5 separate regions of the Homo sapiens genome follow, and all the other regions are linked to region 2. A link is an interaction called in ENCODE POLR2A ChIA-PET data of the cell type or tissue named here. Cell type or tissue: MCF 10A. All regions are shown on one strand.

Region 1 (4,000 bases), 190 kb before region 2:
CACGACAGAGTGAGACTCCATCTAAAAAAAAAAAAAGAATTGATCGGTAGTTTTAAAATTGGGAATATAAACTTAGTAAACACACAGGACCGGAAATGATGTTTAGTTGTGAGATTTCAACATCATGATGCATATTTTCCATATTTAAGACGTCTTATTTGTGTCTTTGGAAAAGGATTCTGATGAAATTGAGGATGTCAACATTTCCCTCTGTTGCCCTCCAATCGGATGAACGATCCTTCATGGTAAGGGTGTGACAGAGGCTGCTTTGTCTCGTTTCATACCAGGACCCAATGCTCTGAGACGACTCACTGGGCCCCACTGGGCAGAACTGTCTTTTAGGGTAGAGAAGAGTTGGGATTTCAGAAATTCTGTTTCAGAATGTCAGCTGGGTGTGGTGGCTCACGCCTGTAATGCCAGCACTTTGGGAGGCTGAGGCTGGCCGATAGCCTGAGCTCAGGAGTTCGCGACCAACCTGGGCAACACAGTAAAATGCACCCCCATCACTACTAAAATACAAAAAAAATTAGCTGGGTTTGGCGGTGTGCACCTGTAATCCCAGCTACTTGGGAGGGCGAGGCAGGAGAATCACTTGAACCCCAGAGGCAGAGGTTGCAGTGAGCTGAGATCACGCCAATACACTCCAGCCTGGGCGACAGGAGTGAGAGTCTGTCTCAAAAAAAAAAAAGTCTGGGCACAGTGGTTCACGTCTGTAATCCCAGCACTTTGGGAGGCCGAGGTGGGTGGATCACGAGGTCAGGAGATTGAGACCATCCTGGCTAACACGGTGAAACCCCGTCTCTACTAAAAATACACAAAATTAGCCGGGCGTGGTGGCGGGCGCCTGTAATCCCAGCTACTCGAAAGGCTGAGGCAGGAGAATCGCTTGAACCCCGGAGGTGGAGGTCGCAGTGAGCTGAGATCACACCACTGCACTCCCGCCTTGGTGGTAGAGTGAGACTCCATGTCAAAAAAAAAAAAAAAAAAAGAAATTAGCCATGAAGATATTTCCTCTTTTAATCTGAGTGTTTGGCCAGAGGTCCAAGATACCTTGACAGGAAGACAGAAGACAGAAGCTTCGACTTCAGCCCTCAGGAATTTTCTCTAATTGTACAGTAGGTGCAGGAATCTGGGGGCAAATATTTGTTGGAGAGCAAGAAGCCACTTTCTTCTCATCAAAGATGTGATTGGAAAAGATCCCAGGGTTTGCTTGTTGAGAAGGAGCTAGCCAATTCTGGGATCAAAACTTCTTCCACTTTTCCCATATTCACACATTGTGGAAAAATAACTAAACCTTTGTGTCTATTGGTTTTCCCAAGTGCAAGATCATAAAAATTATTTTAACCCATTTTATAGAACCGTTGCAAGGAAAACATCACCATGAGAACCACGTGAGAAGCTCTTTACTCTTAGCTGAAAGTTTCACCAATCCTTAAGATTGCCAGGCCCCAGGGGAAGCTGTTGTGTAAAGTTTCAGCCTCCAGGCCAATCACCTGAATAGGATCTACTATCAGAGCATTCGTAAATGTCATATTTGGGGGCTCTTGTGAAATAAAAGCGAGAGGAAACCAGACCAGTGTGTCTTCATGCCAGAGCCAGAACTTTCTATAGGGTGGGGCTGAATGAGGAAGCCAAATACTTCTGTCCCCTTCCTTGGCTCACATCAGAAAGTATTTTTATTTGGTTACATACACATTTTCTTTCTTCCCTTGGTCATGAATCAGAACATTTTATAGCTAAGAGGAGTTTTAGGGATATTCTAGTTGCTTCTCATTTTACAGACAGAGCAGGTCCTGGAGCCTAGTGGTACCCTTGTTTCCTGACTCAGACGCTGGTTCAAAGAGTCGCTGAGGCCAGGCCTGGTGGCTCATGCCTGTAATCCCAGCACTTTGGGAGGCCGAGGTGGGCGGATCACCTGAGGTCAGGAGTTCGAGACCAGCCTGGTCAATATGGCGAAACCCCGTCTCTACTAAAAATACAAAAATTAGCCAAGTGTTGTAGCGCATGCCTGTAATCCCAGCTACTCAGGAGACTGAGACAGGAGAATGGCTTGAACCTGGGAGGCAGAGGTTGCAGTGAGCCGAGATCACACCACTGCACTGTAGCCTGGGCAAGAGTGAGACCCTGTCTCAAAAAACTAAACAAAACAAAACAAAGAACAAAGAGTCACTGAGCTCAACCGAAGGGCAGTCCTGAACCTCTCTGATAGTCCTTGCACACGGTACCCTCCACAGGGCATGGTGGTACAGAAGAGCTTTCCTCCTTGCACTTTGTTGAACTGTCTCTTTTTGCAGGAGGCACCTGGCTCGCCCAGGTTCAGCCCCAGGGACTGAATGCCAACAGGCTGAGCTCAGGAAGGGACCTTCAGTCTGTGGCAAAGGTGGGAAGACAACCATGATTGATAGAGTCCAGCCGCGCGCACAGCGATTTCACATTATCGCATCGCCATCTTCACGGCAATCTTTGGAAGGAGGCATCTTCTTCCCATCCTCAACCAAGGCAAATGCAGCTGAGAAGCGTGAGCAGCTCCCCAGATGTATCCAGGCTTCAAGGCCAGATTCTGAGGGTCTAGGTCCTGCCCCTCCCCTGAGGTGGTATCAGAGAAACTGCAGTCCTGGGCAGGTGACCAAGGCAAGAACTCAGCCCAGGGAGAAATCTGGGACAGATTCCTGAAACTGGAGGAGAAGTCGGAGACTCACTTGAATGAACTAAGCAAAAAGCCAACTCGTAGACCTGGGGTGCAAGGGGGTGCGGAGCTAACTGCATGCTGAGCCCAGGAGTGGCGGGCCCCAAACTCCCTGGTTCCACCTGCGCCTGCGGCGGGACGGGATGTGTGCCAGGCACCCCCAGGCTTCCTTTCAGAGAGTTCAAGCCTAGCCTCTGTTACTCGTTGACTGATGTTCCCTGTCTAAAAGCCTTCTTGACTTCTAACCCCACATTTTGGGCTGAGTCAGCTGCCTTCTAAACTCCTTTTAGCACAGAACAGCTGGTCACTGTGCCCGGTCAGCTGATGAGAGGATCAACTTCACTGGTGGTCAAGGTAGGAGCAAGGCCACTAGGCCACCTGGGGCTGAGTCCTGCCTCCCTAGAATACCAGCCCTGTGACCTGGGCGGGTTACTAAACTTCTTTGTGCCTCAGTTTCCTCATCTGTAAGACGAGGGTAATAATAGGCAATAATAGTTCCTGTCTCATAGGGTTGTTTGTAGGTTAAATGTGTTAGTTCACGTAAAAGTACCTAAAACAGTGTCTGGCACAGAGGACACGCTCAAGAATGGCTATTTACCTTTCATCTCCGCACACACCTGTCAAAGCACAGGGCAGAGCACCCTTGACAGGACCTCACCAGGACCTTATGCAGGCAGGGGACACGCTGTCTTCTGAGTCAGGTCTTTCCATTTTTGGATGGCTCTGACTAAGAGAATTCCTCCTGTGTTCCGCCAAAATCCACCTCCCACTCATTGGTCCCAGCTCTGCCAGAAGGCAAATGTCAAAAAAATAATCTTGAAAGAGAAGACATAGAATGTAAATAATAACGATAGAATCGGGTTGAGGAATGGCAGCCACCCCTGCAGCAGCTCCTCTGACGGCTCTCAGCCCAGTGCCGAGCCCAGGCTGCAAAGACCTTTGAGTTCCATTTGAAAAATACCAAGCTCTTACTTCTCTGCTTCCTTTAGAAATGCATAAAACAGCTTCTCTCACCGTTCTTTTCATACATGCTGCCAGACTGGTATGAGATTGGGGGAAAAGTCACTCCGCTTGTGCAAAGGTGACCTCGCCTGGCTCACTACGTGCCATCCAGCCTGTAATCACTGCGCATGGAGGCGGGGTGGGGGGTGCTGGCCAGGCGCACATCCCGCCTCCTGTCTACAGAGCCTTTCTGACGTCACATGTAAATTCACAACCCGTGAGTCCCTTTCCTGCTGTCCCCGGCATGGTTATTCAACACTGGGGCATACTCTGTGTTATAAGAAAAATGCAGAGAACAAGATGGATTTGATA
Region 2 (4,000 bases):
TGGAAGGGTAAAATGCAGAGAACCAGTCATTGGATCTCCCTTCTCTACTTTGTTACTGAAATCTTGAACCTGTAGAACATTACTTATCACTGTGTTCCTTTCTAATGGGAAAATAATAATAAACACTTGCAGAGTATTTTTTAAAAGTTTTTAGCTTTAAAAAAAAAAACCCTGTGCCTTACACAATGTGTATATTGAGTTGATACTGATTATGATAATTAGATGGTATTATACAATCATTCATTCAGCAAACATTCACTTACTGAGCACCTACTAATGTTCCAGGTACTGATTGTTAAAAGGTGATTGAGACACAGCCTCTGTCCTGAGCTTAGTCTAGTAGGAGGTGACAGATTTGTAAATAATAGATTTGAAGTTGCTGAGCAAAAAAAAAAACAAAAAAAAAAACCTGTGTACCTCTCCCCCACAGCAAATGTGTCACATTTGCACAGTGCCCAGCCTTTGCACAGTGCCCAGCACTCAGCTGTGCAGATATTATTTGCACTGATCCCTTACTAATATTTAGTGAGAGAATGAGATCGTGTTAAAGAGTGTATATGTACGTGCCCCCAAAAGGGGTCAGTGTTACACAATAGTTGACAAATAATATCCTGGTGCCTAAGGAAAAAAACCTAAACTTATAAATAAACTTGGCTATCTGAAGACAGCAGAGATTGATGCTGACTAACACATAACGAATAATAAAAAAGGAAAGTGAAAAGGGGGCTATAGGGACTCCAGACCTGTAACATCTGACAAAGGGGATTGGCGGTCCTGAAGTTGAGGAACTACTAATTTAAGAAAAATGTACTTATTTTGTTATCCATGCCTTGCAGCTAAGCAAGATATGAGTTACTGGGTGTTTCACAAAGGAGGATGTAAAGAATGTACCTTTAACTTGTCTTTAAAAGGGAGGGAGGAAGCTGTCCCAGGCTTTTACTGAAGCCAGTAATCTTGCAGAACTTGATTTTTACAGGATAATGGAAATTAGTATCTTCATATATTACTGTTTGTTCCTTGAACAAGTAGTAACTGGAGAATTTGTCTCCCCATGGCCAACCCTGAAATACAAAATCCAGATAAATGCTAGACCCTGGGGTAGTCAGGTGCCAATACTGTAGAAACTCTTGCTTAGTTTCAGCATTGTGTTTTAGTGAGTATTAGTTCTACAGCATAAAATACAGTGGCTTCTGAAATTACTTTTTTAGCTTGGGAAAAATAAGCAGGATCCACTGGTGCTTCATGCCCAGTGCAGCCGTAACTTAGAAGGCTGGTTTAATAAGTCAGGGGAGGGTCTGTGTGCATTGCCAAGTGAGTGTGATTTGTTGTGCAACTCTCAGGCTGTGCAGTAGGAGGTCTGCTTTTGCTGGCAATAGATTATTTCTCATTTCACTAAAACATTTCATGTCTTTTGGATTAGCATTTACACAAAAAATCATTTTTAGTGTTTACATATAAGTACCCTCACGAGCTGTGAGAATTAAGTGAAAGTCTACAACTAATTTTTTCTATTCAGCATCCCCCAAATCCTCTGTTAGCTTTGCTGTAATTTAGACTGTCCTAATGGAGGTATTTCTGAATTGTTTTCTTTATTCTCTCATCTCTTCTACCTCCCAGGGAATGAAAGCTACTGGTTGATTTTAAAGTGCCTGGGCCTCACAGGTTTGGAGATGTCCCAGAATAAGGCACAATGTCAATAGCAGGAGTTGCTGCTCAGGAGATCAGAGTCCCATTAAAAACTGGATTTCTACATAATGGCCGAGCCATGGGGAATATGAGGAAGACCTACTGGAGCAGTCGCAGTGAGTTTAAAAAGTAAGTAGAGGATGTAATGCTGCTGTAATCTGGATAAATATGTGACACTAAAATGGGAGAGGCTGTGATTGCTCTTCGCTTATGACCAAAGTAGCTTCCTCTCCTTTCAGCAACTTTTTAAATATTGACCCGATAACCATGGCCTACAGTCTGAACTCTTCTGCTCAGGAGCGCCTAATACCACTTGGTATGTATTCTGAAAATCTGATCACAGTAAGCATTTGAGAAGAACAGTCTGGATTCGGGTTAGCTTGTCCTCCAGCATTATTTTTTAAATGAGGAAACCTGAACTATTTCCAACAACAGCCTGACCCCTAGTGGCAACAGATTCAGAAGATAACTGTGTTTTTCTCAAGCTATTGTACTCGACTGCCTTCATTCTGAGTCACTGATTGCTAAGTAGGACTGTTCATGGACGTGGGATCTTCTAAAATCAAGAATTAGTTCTCATTCCAGCTCTGATGCATACTTTACTTCATGAAACCTTAGGCGAGATTTCCCACCTTTCTTACTAGTATCGAATGCATGTTTGACAGTAATAGATGAAAATAGTATAAATGTTCCTCAAAACTTAAAAAATAGTATTTTTAATGTGAATATTCTGTTCCTTGGATCTTTGTCAAGAGCTGTGTGTGAACTGAACACATTGCAGGCAAGTCCATTCACTCACAATATTATGATGTGCCAGCAATAAGGACTTTGTCTTATCTCATTGGTACCCTACGTGCCTAGTATGGTCGCATGTCTTAAATGGCAAGGCTGGTACAGTATGGTATTCATGTAAATTATATGCTATTCATCTTCCGCGAATTTTACACACGTCACAAAACTTGCCTGTGATGTGTGGGTGTGCGCTGTGCACATGTCCAAGGGAGATAGAGGAGATAGTTTGTTCTTTGAACCACACCATGTGCGTTAAGAATCTTCTGCTCTCTAATTACACCTGTGGTGGTTGCATGGGTGTTCTCGGGGTGACAGCAGTCAAGTGTTTCACTCAGGAAGAAAGCTGTGGAAGCATAGGTAGCTGGGGTGCTCTCTCCCTCACACAGGTGGAGAGAGGATTGTTGATCTTTTATTAATATCTCTCGTTCATTCCAGGGCATGCTTCCAAATCTGCTCCGATGAATGGCCACTGCTTTGCAGAAAATGGTCCATCTCAAAAGTCCAGCTTGCCCCCTCTTCTTATTCCCCCAAGTGAAAACTTGGGACCACATGAAGAGGATCAAGTTGTATGTGGTTTTAAGAAACTCACAGTGAATGGGGTTTGTGCTTCCACCCCTCCACTGACACCCATAAAAAACTCCCCTTCCCTTTTCCCCTGTGCCCCTCTTTGTGAACGGGGTTCTAGGCCTCTTCCACCGTTGCCAATCTCTGAAGCCCTCTCTCTGGATGACACAGACTGTGAGGTGGAATTCCTAACTAGCTCAGATACAGACTTCCTTTTAGAAGACTCTACACTTTCTGATTTCAAATATGATGTTCCTGGCAGGCGAAGCTTCCGTGGGTGTGGACAAATCAACTATGCATATTTTGATACCCCAGCTGTTTCTGCAGCAGATCTCAGCTATGTGTCTGACCAAAATGGAGGTGTCCCAGATCCAAATCCTCCTCCACCTCAGACCCACCGAAGATTAAGAAGGTCTCATTCGGGACCAGCTGGCTCCTTTAACAAGCCAGCCATAAGGATATCCAACTGTTGTATACACAGAGCTTCTCCTAACTCCGATGAAGACAAACCTGAGGTTCCCCCCAGAGTTCCCATACCTCCTAGACCAGTAAAGCCAGATTATAGAAGATGGTCAGCAGAAGTTACTTCGAGCACCTATAGTGATGAAGACAGGCCTCCCAAAGTACCGCCAAGAGAACCTTTGTCACCGAGTAACTCGCGCACACCGAGTCCCAAAAGCCTTCCGTCTTACCTCAATGGGGTCATGCCCCCGACACAGAGCTTTGCCCCTGATCCCAAGTATGTCAGCAGCAAAGCACTGCAAAGACAGAACAGCGAAGGATCTGCCAGTAAGGTTCCTTGCATTCTGCCCATTATTGAAAATGGGAAGAAGGTTAGTTCAACACATTATTACCTACTACCTGAACGACCACCATACCTGGACAAATATGAAAAATTTTTTAGGGAAGCAGAAGAAACAAATGGAGGCGCCCAAATCCAGCCATTACCTGCTGACTG
Region 3 (4,000 bases), 62 kb before region 2:
TGCGATGTTTACTCATTAGAACCTCCATCTCTTGAGTTCAAGCGATTCTCGTGCCTCAGCCTCCCAAGTAGCTGGGATTACAGGTGCACACCACTACACCCGGCTAATTTTTGTATTTTTAGTAGAGATGGGGTTTCACCATGTCGGCCAGGCTGGTCTCAAAGTCCCGACCTCAGGTGATCCACCCACCTCACCCTCCCAAAGTGCTGGGATTATAGGCATGAGCCACTGGGCCCAGCTGCTTCTAATTGCTGGTGGTTATGGAGCCCTGGACACCAGTCACCTAGGCCACAGCAGAGTCTAGTGAAGGACCTAACTGACTTGCACCATCACCCAGGCTGGTGCAGTGGCACGATCTTGGCTCACTGCAGCCTGCGCCTCTCAACCATCACCCCCTTTAAGCTGCCACCTTTGTCTGCTAAATCTTCATTTCTGCGCTGACGTCTCTTGAGCTCAAGGCCTGATTTCCCATGCAAATTTGCTCTCTCTTCCTAGATGTCTCACAAGCACTGTCAACAAAGAAACTTATTTATTTCCCCAAAGTTGCTGTTTTTACACTGTCTCTAGCTTGAGCTGTTGCCCCGAGCTCGGTAGCTGCTTTTAAAGAGGTCATCTTATTCAACCATGGAACCTCTATAAAGTCATCCAGGATCCTTCCCACAATGGAAAAACTTTATTTGCTCAATCTAATTTTCACATAGTTTTTCAAAATGCACTCAACATCTTTCCTGAGAACAAACCAATTCCAGAACAAAATAATTAATAACACTGACACACGTTGAAGAAAGGAACAAGGAAATCATTTGAACAGCTCCCCTCTCACCCTGCTCCAACCTTCCCACCACCAGGAACGGATGAAATGTGCTAAGGGACCAGTGAAGAAGCTGACGGTGTCCTCAGGATGAAATAGAGAGGGAAAGAAATGCTATTCATTCCACAAACATTCCAACCCCAGGAAGGCCCTCCTCCTGCATCTAGCCACGGTAATATCCCAATTATTCTCCAGAACAGCAACCAGGCTGGTTGGCCTCCTCTCCGACCTCATATTCTGTCAAACTAACACCCAGCTCTGTTCTAGTCATTCTACCAACCTGCCATTCTTTCCCCTTCTGTTCTGAGTTTTCAAATTCTTCCTTGCGGCCCAGAACAAATGACTCATAGATGGGGAGTGTGTCACCGCCAACTGCCCCTCTCTATTTAAAAACAGAGCTCAAGTTCTACCTTTTCAACAACACCTTCCCCAATTCAGTGATGTCAGCAAATGCTTACCAGGCAGTATTATGTGTGCTGTGTCCTGTGTGGAGCCTGAATGTACTAGAATAGAGAGGAGATCAAAAGATAAAAATAACATGGCCTCTGGCGTCAAGGTATTTCCAGTCCAGCAGAACGATTTTCTTTTTTAAAATAATAAAACAAAGTAAAGCTCTAGGCTGATAAAGACACAGGCTAATGTTACAGTACAAGCTGAGGCAAAAAGTAATGTGTACTTTCTCTGAAACTGCATTTTATTTGTACTCCTGTGATTTTATGATTCTCCTACAGTAATCTATATCCACAGCTGATTTGGAAACTTCCGGAGGGCAGGAACTGTATTTTACCTGTCTCTAGTGAAGCTTCAGGAATAAGCCTTAGAGAGGAAGAAAGCTACAGCAGAGAGCCCAGGGAGAGAGGCCAGAGGTCATCCTACCATGATCCTACCACGGAACCAGTTTTTCTAAAGGCAGTTCCCCTCATCCTTATCACAAAAAAGCAGCAAATCATAACGAAGCCGCAAATTAACCAGAACCTTTCTTCTTCAAGGAATGAATCATTTACACACCAAAGGATATGAAGTGGAGTTTTGTCCAATGACATATTCAATTGCCTTGGTCTCCTAGAACTCTAATTTGATGTTGAGATTAAATACATCTTCCAAGATCCTTGAGTGGCAATTGAGAAATACAATTTAAGAAAAATGAATAAAAGTATCTACCTCTAAACCCCACCTTTTCTAGCCCATTAAGGTGATGGTGATTTCAGGTCAAGAGCAAGGCCGTCGAGGTGAAGCTAAAAAGACGTGGCTGGGCTGCAGGGCCGCAGGGCTGTGGTGTCTAGCCAGCTGTTACAGTAGGTGGTTCACGGACAGCTGTGAGTCACACTGACTGAAGTGGCAGCTCTTGACCAGTACTGTAGGCGCTAAGATCCGGTATTTGCTCTTAGACCGTGGGAGCAAAGACTAACAAGGAAAATACAACAGAACAGCTGGGAAATAAATTCCCTTCTGGCCTGCACAAAAAGGGCCCCTGCCAAGTCATTTTCCATCCTGGAGCCAGGGGAGGTCTAGGAAGGATATGTGCTTTTCTGTCCTTCAAATCCTTTGGCCTTCCCTCCAGTCTCACTTATCACTTCCCACCCCCTCCCCCAACCCCTGCTAAAAATGATACTAGGCTTTGACTCTGTTTCGTAACACAAAGCTTGACAAAAATATATGAGTGGACAAGCAACTTTTAAAACGTCATTTTAGCATATTTTTCTTTTTTCTTTTTTGAGACGGAGTCTTGCTCTATCGCCCAGGCTAGAGTGCAATGGCACGATCTCGGCTCACTGCAACCTCCGCCTTCCCTCGTGCAGAGGGAAGGGGTTCCGAGTGGATCTCCCAGTTCGTGGTGAGATGCAGTTGGTTTTATAGATGAACTTGAGAAGGTGGTGTCTGATTTACACAGGGCACAAAGGATTGGTGGGACCAGGTGAGCCATTCACATAGCATGCAAAGAAGCTGGCCACCCCACCCTAATCTCTCTTTTTTTTTTTTTTTTTTGAGACAGAGTCTTGCTCTGTCACCCAGGCTGGAATTCAGTGGCATGATCTTGGCTCACTGCAACCTCTGCCTCCCAGGTTCAAGTGATTCTTCTGCCTCAGCCTCCCGAGTTGCTGGGATTACAGGCATGCACCACCATGCCCAGCTAATTCTGTATTTTTAGTAGAGACAGAGTTTCACCATTTTGGCCAGGCTGGTCTCGAACTCCTGAACTCAGGTAATCCACCCGCTTCAGCCTCCCAAACTACTGAGATTATAGGTATGAGCCACCACGCCCAGCCCCTAGTCTCTTATCATGCAGGTGGGGTCTCTATCTGGCCAGCACCATGTAGCCTGCTTCTTTACTACACACGTGGCAACAAAGGAAAGGGGAGAGAGCCTCTGTGTTGAACATACCTGGCTTCCAGGAAGCCCTTTTCTATTGGCACAGCTGCTGGCATTTACCTATGCAAGCTTCCAGCTTGCTTGTCTATGTTTGCAGCTTGATTTTTCAGGCTGCTTTGTATTAGAAAAGAAATTATTTGTGGGCTGCTTTTTATTAAAAGGACTGAGGACTCTCTTACCCTCACTATCTGCCTAAGTAATTTCTTTTTAACACCTGTATCAATCTCTCTATCTCCTTATCCAGATTCAGGAAAGGTGAACTCACAGGAAAAGGAGACTAAAGTTCTGATAGAGGAACTTTTACCATAGGCTACCAGCCATTCTTTCCAGGGATGATGTGTGCAAGACTCATCTGCATAACAAGACAGCCTTTGCTCACCCATGCCTTTCCTCCTGGCGGCCCCCGTGACGTGTCACCACCTCCCACCTGGAGCTCCAGGCATCTAGTCCTCTCTGTAGGGTATAAAAACTGCAGTCATCTGGCCCTTCTTTGAGTCTCATATTTGTGTGGCTCCCTGTGCATGTGCACAGAATAAATGTGTGTGCCTTTGTCCTGTTAGCCCTCTATTGAGAGTTCGTTTTGTAGACTCAAATGAGCAAACCTTCAAAAATGGGGAAAGGAAATTCCCTTTGCTCCTACACCCTTCTCTTGGTTTCAAGAGAGCCATGAATAGCTTCACCAGGGAACTGTCAGTTCTCTTAGGAAACCACCCAGATTCCAGCTACAACCTTGTAGGATCAGAGTAAACCAGCCTTCAGAAGAATGCATGCCTCGGCCGGGCGCGGTGGCTCATGTCTGCAATCCTAGCACTTTAGGAG
Region 4 (4,000 bases), 200 kb before region 2:
ACTTCAACTCGAGTCCCAGATTCACCTCTTACTAACCCCATGGCCTTGGACAAGTTACTTAATGTTTCTGAGTGTCCGTTTTCTCATCTATAAACTGAAGATGACGGTAGCACCACGTCAAAGGCTGTCACAAGATGCATGGCATTTAGCCAGTGCCTGGAATGTGACGAACTCTCAGGGCACTCTTCTATGACGTTGTTTGCGCCTTGCTTTCTTACTCCAGCAATACGTACAAACATCTTCCTTTTGTAGCAAAGGGACACTCCTAGCCTCAGTCTTTTATAGGAACCTCGGGTCTATAGCTCCAATCCTAGACCATCAGTACCACCAGTGGTGTTTTGTTGGTGTCAGATTTTCACCTGGTCCCACTCAGCCTAGCTACAAGTTCCTCCTCCCCCACCTGCCTGCCCCCATCTTAGTCACGTCATCTGTTCTCTGAGGCCTCCCGACAGAAGCCACCAGAATACCTCCCTCTCCCTCCACAGTTAACTGGGTTTCAAGCAGTTCTGTTATTTCACTCTAAAGGGAGAGAATGGAATCAGACAGACCTCCCTTTTTGTCCTGGCCCTGTTGCTTACACAGTGTGTGACAGTGAACAGCTATCTCTGTTCCCTGAGCCTCAGTTTCTTCATCTGTAAGATGGAGTGATAGCTGACCTGCCACGTAGGGCTGCGGTTCTGATGGCGAAATGAGACGGCTCGCGTAAGTGTGCAGCACCGTGCAATCAGAGGGTCAGTGCTCCACACACACAACTGCGATTGCACCACTGCTGTGTGATCCCCATCTCGCTTGCTCTAGCCCTGGCTGTCATTGCAGCCCTGTTTGCAGCACTGACATGGCCTCCTAACATGTCCCCACCTTCAATCTTTCCCAGGACAAATTTCAGTGTGTCACCAGGATGACTTTCCCAAGGCATATCTGCAGCAGGTCACTCTCTGCTCAAGACTTAGATGGCTACAGTCCCCCTACCATTGAACACCTAGAGGTGTCCCAGCCCCAGCATGGCTTCCACAGGCCCCGTGGCTCTGGATGCAGAGTCCGTTTCCAGCCTGAGATGGAGCTGTGCTCAGCACTTTCCCATCCCTCTTTGTGAGTGCCCACCACCTGCACGGAGACTGTTTCTTATTATCCCAGCAGCCCCCGCCGGGCTCAGACATCCCTCCTGGAGCTTGTATTTCCAGGTCCCCTCTGGGTCCCGCTCCCCTGAGCAAACACTTGGTGCACTGTCCACTGCCCACGCATCCTGCTCCACAGGGCTCTGTCTCCACCATGACCCTGCAGCCTCTTGAGAACAGATGCCCGTTCTGTTCACTTTTGCATCCTCTCTGCACCCCCAGCTTCCCTCTGCAAGCTTGAAATGTTTGTTCACTCTCTTGCTAATAAATAACATTTTTTCCCAGGTTTAGATGTATAAAAGTTGATCCACAGGCCAAAGGGTTTACACAGATCATTTACCTTTCCTGTGACTTATTCCAAGATGACAAGGACAAGGAATTTTAAAAACTGCAATGCCCATCACTAGAACTGACGTAGCCATAGACGCCTCTGACACATGTGTTAGGAAACACACCTATATTGAATGTCACATGCCTCTTTTTTGTGATTATGAGATGCGCATAGAACACATATACGTGGTTCTTATCTGTGGAAAGGCAGGAGACTAACCACAACGGTGTGTGCCCTCTCTCCCTCGGGGGCAGGAGAATCGTGCCCTAGCACACGGAGAGGGTGGGGTTCAAACGTGCACACTTGCTTTTCTTTCCTAAAGCCATGTATCGAGACTATTTGTTTAGTCCTGTTCTGAAAGATGATGCAACATGACTCGAAAGGAAGTGGGCAGTTGCCTTGCTGCCGCGAGGTAAGGAATGTCACGTCGCTCAAATGTGCTTCGCATTCCCAGAAATATGCCGCAGCTGAAAGGGAGGAGATGACTCAATGTTCCCCTAACTTTCGACATATCCACCACAGAGCCCGACCAGCGCTAAAGAGGGCAGGCTGGCAGAAAGTCCAGCGAGCGTGAGGGGCCAACACAGCGCTCCCCGCCTCCCCCGGAGGCCGCTATGGCATTTGGGGTGCAGAGCCCAACCGAGTCAACCTGGTGTGATTTTTTTTTTTCCAAGCTGGAATAACAGGGCCGTAGGTCCACATTGTGTTCGTGTGTTCTTAGGTAGCAGATGTCTGTAGAGGGGTACTTAGGGGAGGAAATGAGGGTGGAGGTGGCCTGCCCAAACTCTGCGAGTTTTCTAGCCATGGTTCTGATAATTAGCTTTGCGCAAGTGGGGGCCTTTGTCCTTAGAACGGGCTCTTTTAATATCACTCCTCCCTTCCTTTTTTTTTTTTTTTGAGACCGAGTTTCGCTCTTGTTGCCCAGGCTGAAGTGCAGTGGCATGATCTCAGCTTACCGCAACCTCTGCCTCCTGGGTTCAAGCGATTCTCCTGCCTCAGCCTTCCTGAGTAGCTGGGATGTTCCAGAGGGTAGCCACCTGTTCCTCCCCAGGCAGAGGAGCCTGGTAGCTCCACGACCCATCAAGAGTCGATCTCAGCATCTCCCAAACTCACTATCGCTGAAACGATCTCTGCTCCAGGACTCAATGCTTTTTGGGGATGTGGCAACTAAATTGGTAAAGAGACCTGCTCCCTGCACCGCCTGCGTGGGTGCTGGGTGCTGGGTGCTGGGTGCATAAAGCCCTTGCAGGTGATCACGAGGCAGTGGAGTGGAGCACCCGAGGCTGCTCCACCTGGGCTGGCTCCAAGCTCCCCATTTTCTGGGAGTCAGAATCGGAGCCTGGTATGCAGTCTCTCCCTCCGGGCTTCACTCTTTGCATCCGAAGACCAGGAATGATAACAGCACCTGCCTCAGGGTTGTGGTCAGGACAAAATAACTGCATGGTTTTGTGAAGTGCCTAGAAGGGTGCTGGATGCCATGATTCTTTTTTTTTTGAGATGGAGTCTCGCTCTGTTGGCCTGGCTGGAGTGCAGTAGCGTGATCTCGGTTCACTGCCTCCGCCTCCCGGGTTCACGCCATTCTCCTGCCTCAGCCTTCCGAGTAGCTGGAACTACAGGCTCTTGCCACCATGCCTGACTACTTTTTGTATTTTTAGTAGAGAAAGGAGCCTCACCATGTTGGCCAGGTTGGTCTCGAACTCCTGACCTTGTGATCTGCCCACTTCAGCCTCCCAGAGCGCTGGGATTACAGGTGTGAGCCACCGCGCCCGGCCTCATGATTCTTGATAAATGAATTAACACCAAGGTCGCCTCCCCAGGGAATATTCACTACCAGCTGGTGCCTTCACATGTGGGGTTCGCCGTCTCATGGCTTCATGAGCTTGAGTCTTGCCCCACGGTTTCTCTAAGGGTTAAATCCATGACCTCCACCAAAACTGAGCGTGAGATACTTACTGAGTCCAGCGAAGAGCAGAGACCACAGTCAAATTAAGAGAAACAGACTCAGAAGGCACGGGAAGGAACGTCGATGCTATCAGAAAAGCCAGATTCCACATAAATCCTCCTATTTACAAATGAAAGATTCAGATGACGGGGGAAGGGGCTGCTTGCAGACTCTTTCCCACATCTCTCGGCACAGTGCCCATCTTAAGGGGGAAATCAACGTTAAGAAATGACATTGGTCGGGCACGGTGGCTCACACTTGTAATCTCAGCCCTTTGGGAGGCGGAGGCGGGCAGATTGCTGAGCCTGGGGGGTTCGAGACCAATCTGAGCAATAAAGTGAAACCCCATCTCTACAAAAAATATAAAAATTAGCTGAGTGTGGTGGTGTGCACCTGTAGTCCCAGCTACCGAGGAGGCTGAGGTGGGGGGACCACCTGAGCCCAGGAGGTCAAGGCTGCATTGAGCCGTGATGTCACCACTGCACTCCAGCCTGGGTGACAGACCTAGGTGAAGACCTTAGCTCAAATAAAAATAAAAATAAAAAGAGAAAGGATAAAAAAGATATTTTTCACCCTCTAACCTGAGAATTCTTCCAGATACAACTGAGATAG
Region 5 (4,000 bases), 120 kb before region 2:
AAAATTATCTTGAACAAAAGTCACAGATTGCTAGAGCAAGTTCTTCTTGAACTGTGACAATAAGACCAGGCTAAACAAGCTAAAGGACATAGCAAAACGCATGGACAATGTTAATCGGCCGCATTAGGGAATCCATGGAGAGGCCACCGTGGGTCTCTAGAAGCTACACTGAAATGTGTTTCATCTGCTTCCACCCTGGTGAGAGGGGTCCCACTTCCATAAGTTTCCATGTCCTTTGTTAAACAGAGAACCTAGAGTTGTCGTACAGGGTGGGGAGAGATGTGGTTCCTTCCCACTGGACATTCATCCAACTGAAACACTACAGTTGGTATCTAAAGTGAGACAGGCACTACCAGGCGTGGAAGATTCATCAAGCCGAAAGAAGAAACACTGAGCTAGCTATTTCCAAGGTGGATACAGAGCCAATTGTAACAATGGAATTTATGCAGTTTCCCTACCTGGGACAATTCACACACAGTGGTTAAGGAAGCTCAGTAAAGTCCAGGTAGCCCACTGACTGTTCCCTGGCTTCTCCCAGCCACCTATGACCTGGACAAGACTTGGAACCCAAAGGGAGTTAAAAAACTAAGAACCTCAGGCTGGGCGCAGTGGTCCCAGCACTTTGGGAAGCCAAGGAGGGCTGATCACTTGAGCTGAAGAGCTGGAGAGCAGCCTGGCCAACATGGTGAAACCCCGTCTCTAAAAAAAACTACAAAAATGAACTGGGCATGTTGGCGCAATCCTGTAATCTCAGCTACTCAGGTAGCTTAGGCGGGAGGACCACCTGACCCCAGGAGGCAGAGGTTGTAGTGAGCTAAGACCATGCCACTGCACTTCAGCCTGGGCAATAGAGCGAGACCCTGTCTCAAAACAAACAAAACAAAAAGCTAACAAAACAAAACAGCAAAAACAAAACCTTGAACCTTATCAAGCCTCGAGAGCCAACCACCATTATACCAGGAGCATAGAACTGGCCAGATTCGGATATGGGGAATTTCTGCAGGGCAAACGGCCCAGGTACATCAAGAAACAATGTCATGGGAAAAGATGGAGCAGGAAGTGTGGCAGATTAAAAGAGACGGAACAGTCAGCGGCAACCTTGGTGTTTTGTTTGTTTCCGAATCTGTACAAACCAACAGTAAAAATCCATGATTGAGAAAGCAGGGAAATGGGAAAGCAGACAGGGCCTGAAAGGGTGGTGGTGGCTTGGACCACGTCATTGTGGTGAAGCTGGAGCTAGATTCCTCCACATCCCTTTCTCTGTGGAGTTCTGGGTGAAGAGGTGGCCCAAAGAGGCACTGTCGTGGGATTCGGGAGGCTGCGTGAAGCATCAGCCGTGACTCTCCAAAGTTCTTAGACTTGATGCATGACAGACACACACACAGGTATCAACGAAGTCCAGCTTGTCCCCACTCTCCTGTCCCCATCCACTTCTCCCCGACCACCAACTCTGCTGACCAGCAACGGCCCTGAGCCAGCCTCCAGATGCTTGCCTGGGGTCCACTCTGGCTGGAGCAGTTCTTATTAAAGGGTTTTTGTTCATTGCATTAGCTTCATCGCAGTATTGCATTACACTGGGGGCAAGACATTCTCTGTGGTAGGTACACACTGAAGCATTTATGGGTGAAATTATGTTATTTCTAGGGTTTGCTTAAAATACTTCAAAACGAAAGAGGCTGGAGCGTGGAGACTAAACAAAACAACATTGAAAAATGGTAACGATTGTTAGAGTTGGAAGATGGGCTCATTGTTCTATTTGCTCTGTTTCTGGTATGTTCGAAAATGTTCATGATTTCAAATTACGGAGTCGGGGGAGCTAAGGAAATGGAACAGAACCTGAAGATCCCCCACCCCCTCCTCCACTCCAGACTAGCACTAGGCAAAGTTGCAGGCAAAATTGCATAACTGGAAAATTCTTCAATTCTTCTTGAGGATGTGGGTTAAGGGAGGGAGGAAAAACTTAGAGCGGCAAGAGGCTGATGAATAGACACACACCACAGAAGAAAAAAGAAAACCAATTAAATCTTACTATTACTTTTAACTGTGAGTAATACGCTTGGACATGTGTGAGCTGGTCTTGTTGTTCTTACAAACAAGGCTAAAAAAAACCTATGACCTTGGAATTCTCAGATTCGTGCAGGCTGTTGAGTTATTTTAAGTGGTGTTCAGAGGACAGGGTTTCTGACCTAAGAATGTACTTTTCCAAAGGTACCTTCTAACTTGGAATTTTAAATATTAATTGAGATATAAAACTTCTTTTTAGGAAAAATGTAAAAATCTCCATGAGCTCAGCCATTGTTTTGGTTAGGAGAGAAGATGACCGTGTAGGATGGGGGCCAACCCAAACAGAAGGGTGGAGAATGGCAACAGGCCCACAGTTCTGTTCACAAATGTTCTTCTCCAGGGCTGAGCTTCTTGGAAAGGGGTTTATTTTATTTCACTCTATCCCTGCTCCACAGTTGGGTCATTTTAGGATCTCAGCTGGTGGCCACAGCTTTTAAGGCTTCTGAGTCATACTCCTTTTTTTTTTTAAGAGGTTATTTAAAAGTTTTTCAAAGTAGGGAGATATTATATGGAAAATATTAAGCAGAAGAAAATATTTTGTATTGGAAAAAATAAATGATCGGTGTTCATAAAAGTGTGTAGTCAGTAAATCAGAAAAACTGTGAACCCGTTAGAGAAACAAACTTTGAGGGAAAATACTGCATATGGTTTTAAAAGATGCAAAAGCTGATCCTGGCACCCAGTCTCAGGAGGAGAACAGAGGGAGGAAGTCAGAAATGCAGATGATCTGTGGGGAGGTGCGGGTGCCCAGGGCAAGAGAGAGGGAGGAGGATGGAGACTCCAGGGCGTGGAAGAGGAGATATGCAAAATGCCGAACCCTAGAGGGGTGCCAGCTCAGTCACCCTCAAGGCAGACTGGCCCAGGTTCCCACACCTCCTTGTCCCACAGTCAAGTCCAATAAAATGGCAGGGGTGGCGGGGGGAGGGGGGAGTAGAGACACAGAGCCCTCTGTGATGTTCACTTGCTGATGGTTTTCCCTGAGAAGGGACTCAGAATACGCCATCCCCAGGCCGGGTGCAGTGGCTCTCAGCACTTTGAGAAGCTGAGGTGGGCAGATCACTTGAGTCCAGGAGTTCGAGACCAGCCTGGGCAACACAGTGAGATCCCATCTCTATATAATAAATATTAAAAATAAAAAAAATTTTTAATTTAAAAAATTAAAATGAATTTAAAAGAAAATTTTAAAAGATAGGATGCTCATTGCAACCTCCACCTTTTAAGCTCAAGCTATCCTCCCACCTTAGCCTTCCAAGGAGCTGGGACTGCAGGCGCGTGCCACCACACTTTGGCGTTAAGGATTATTCTGAGCTGGAGGCACTTGAGAATCGACAAGCAAGTACAGTTCTCTGCCCTCCCCTTCACTGCCTGAAAGCCAGGCATCAATTTCCCCCGTAAAGGTGTCCCTGCACCCCCATCAGAGGACGAGAAGAGCACTCATCCCCAGAGGCGGTTGGCTCCAAGATGAGTCTACATGAAGAGACCCTTACTGAAATAACGCCTGACTCCCCATTCGTCCCCATACGCTTCTTAGTCACTTTCCTACGATCCGTTGTCTCTCCAAGCTCAAACCTGCCTTTCTTTGTTAAAATGGTATAAATTCCTGAGCCTAACCACTTCTTTGAGTTTCACTTTTTTTTTTTAAACTCTTATGCATGTAAATGTTTATAAAAATTGTGTGCTTTGTCTCCTGTTAACCTGTTTTTTTTTTTTTTTTTTTTTGCTCTTTTATTTTATTTCATTTTTTTGAGACAGGGTCTCGCTCTGTCATCCAGACAGAGTGCAGTGGTTCTATCTTGGCTCATTGCAACCTCCGCCTCTTAAGCTCAAGCTATCCTCCCACCTCAGTCTTCCGAGTAGCTGGCACTGCAGGCGTGTGCCACCATACCTGGCTAATTTTTGTATATTTTGTAGAGATGGGGTCTTACCATGTTGCCCA

Evidence for each region. ChIA-PET counts read pairs that join two places held together with the same protein. Peaks named below come from ENCODE experiments on the same cell type or tissue, not always from the same donor. Only the 100,000 strongest peaks of a DNase experiment are listed, where the experiment ranks them.
Region 1: POLR2A ChIA-PET joins it to region 2 with 28 read pairs; 14 of 35 experiments call an interaction of 5 or more read pairs at or near these places.
Region 3: POLR2A ChIA-PET joins it to region 2 with 26 read pairs; 11 of 35 experiments call an interaction of 5 or more read pairs at or near these places.
Region 4: POLR2A ChIA-PET joins it to region 2 with 27 read pairs; 12 of 35 experiments call an interaction of 5 or more read pairs at or near these places.
Region 5: POLR2A ChIA-PET joins it to region 2 with 13 read pairs; 12 of 35 experiments call an interaction of 5 or more read pairs at or near these places.

What each region holds. Positions count from the first base shown.
Region 1 is chr1:8,202,161-8,206,160 of GRCh38, reverse strand. No RefSeq gene overlaps it. Among named protein-coding and RNA genes, the nearest start is that of LINC01714, 4.5 kb to the left of the region's middle. In MCF 10A, no CTCF peak of the experiment used is centred here; DNase peaks (open chromatin) are centred at 1,520, 3,410 and 3,820.
Region 2 is chr1:8,013,310-8,017,309 of GRCh38, reverse strand. It overlaps ERRFI1 (ERBB receptor feedback inhibitor 1), which reads left to right. Exons shown (of 4, transcript NM_018948.4): 2 at 1,618-1,815; 3 at 1,926-2,002; 4 at 2,914-4,000. The coding sequence starts at 1,691. Among named protein-coding and RNA genes, the nearest start is that of ERRFI1, 11 kb to the left of the region's middle. In MCF 10A, a CTCF peak has its summit at 2,146 (motif pointing left); DNase peaks (open chromatin) are centred at 1,299 and 2,129.
Region 3 is chr1:8,075,542-8,079,541 of GRCh38, reverse strand. All of the region lies in intron 2 of ERRFI1-DT (ERRFI1 divergent transcript), which reads right to left. Among named protein-coding and RNA genes, the nearest start is that of ERRFI1-DT, 51 kb to the right of the region's middle. In MCF 10A, no CTCF peak of the experiment used is centred here; DNase peaks (open chromatin) are centred at 1,191 and 2,171.
Region 4 is chr1:8,209,995-8,213,994 of GRCh38, reverse strand. It overlaps LINC01714 (long intergenic non-protein coding RNA 1714), which reads right to left. Exons shown (of 4, transcript NR_125998.1): 2 at 3,400-3,508. Among named protein-coding and RNA genes, the nearest start is that of LINC01714, 3.3 kb to the right of the region's middle. RefSeq lists enhancers at 1,732-2,026, 1,504-2,703. In MCF 10A, no CTCF peak of the experiment used is centred here; a DNase peak (open chromatin) is centred at 1,874.
Region 5 is chr1:8,132,249-8,136,248 of GRCh38, reverse strand. The region is part of intron 2 of LOC107984915 (a long non-coding RNA gene); the gene reads left to right. Among named protein-coding and RNA genes, the nearest start is that of LINC01714, 74 kb to the left of the region's middle. In MCF 10A, no CTCF peak of the experiment used is centred here; DNase peaks (open chromatin) are centred at 2,048, 2,378 and 2,848.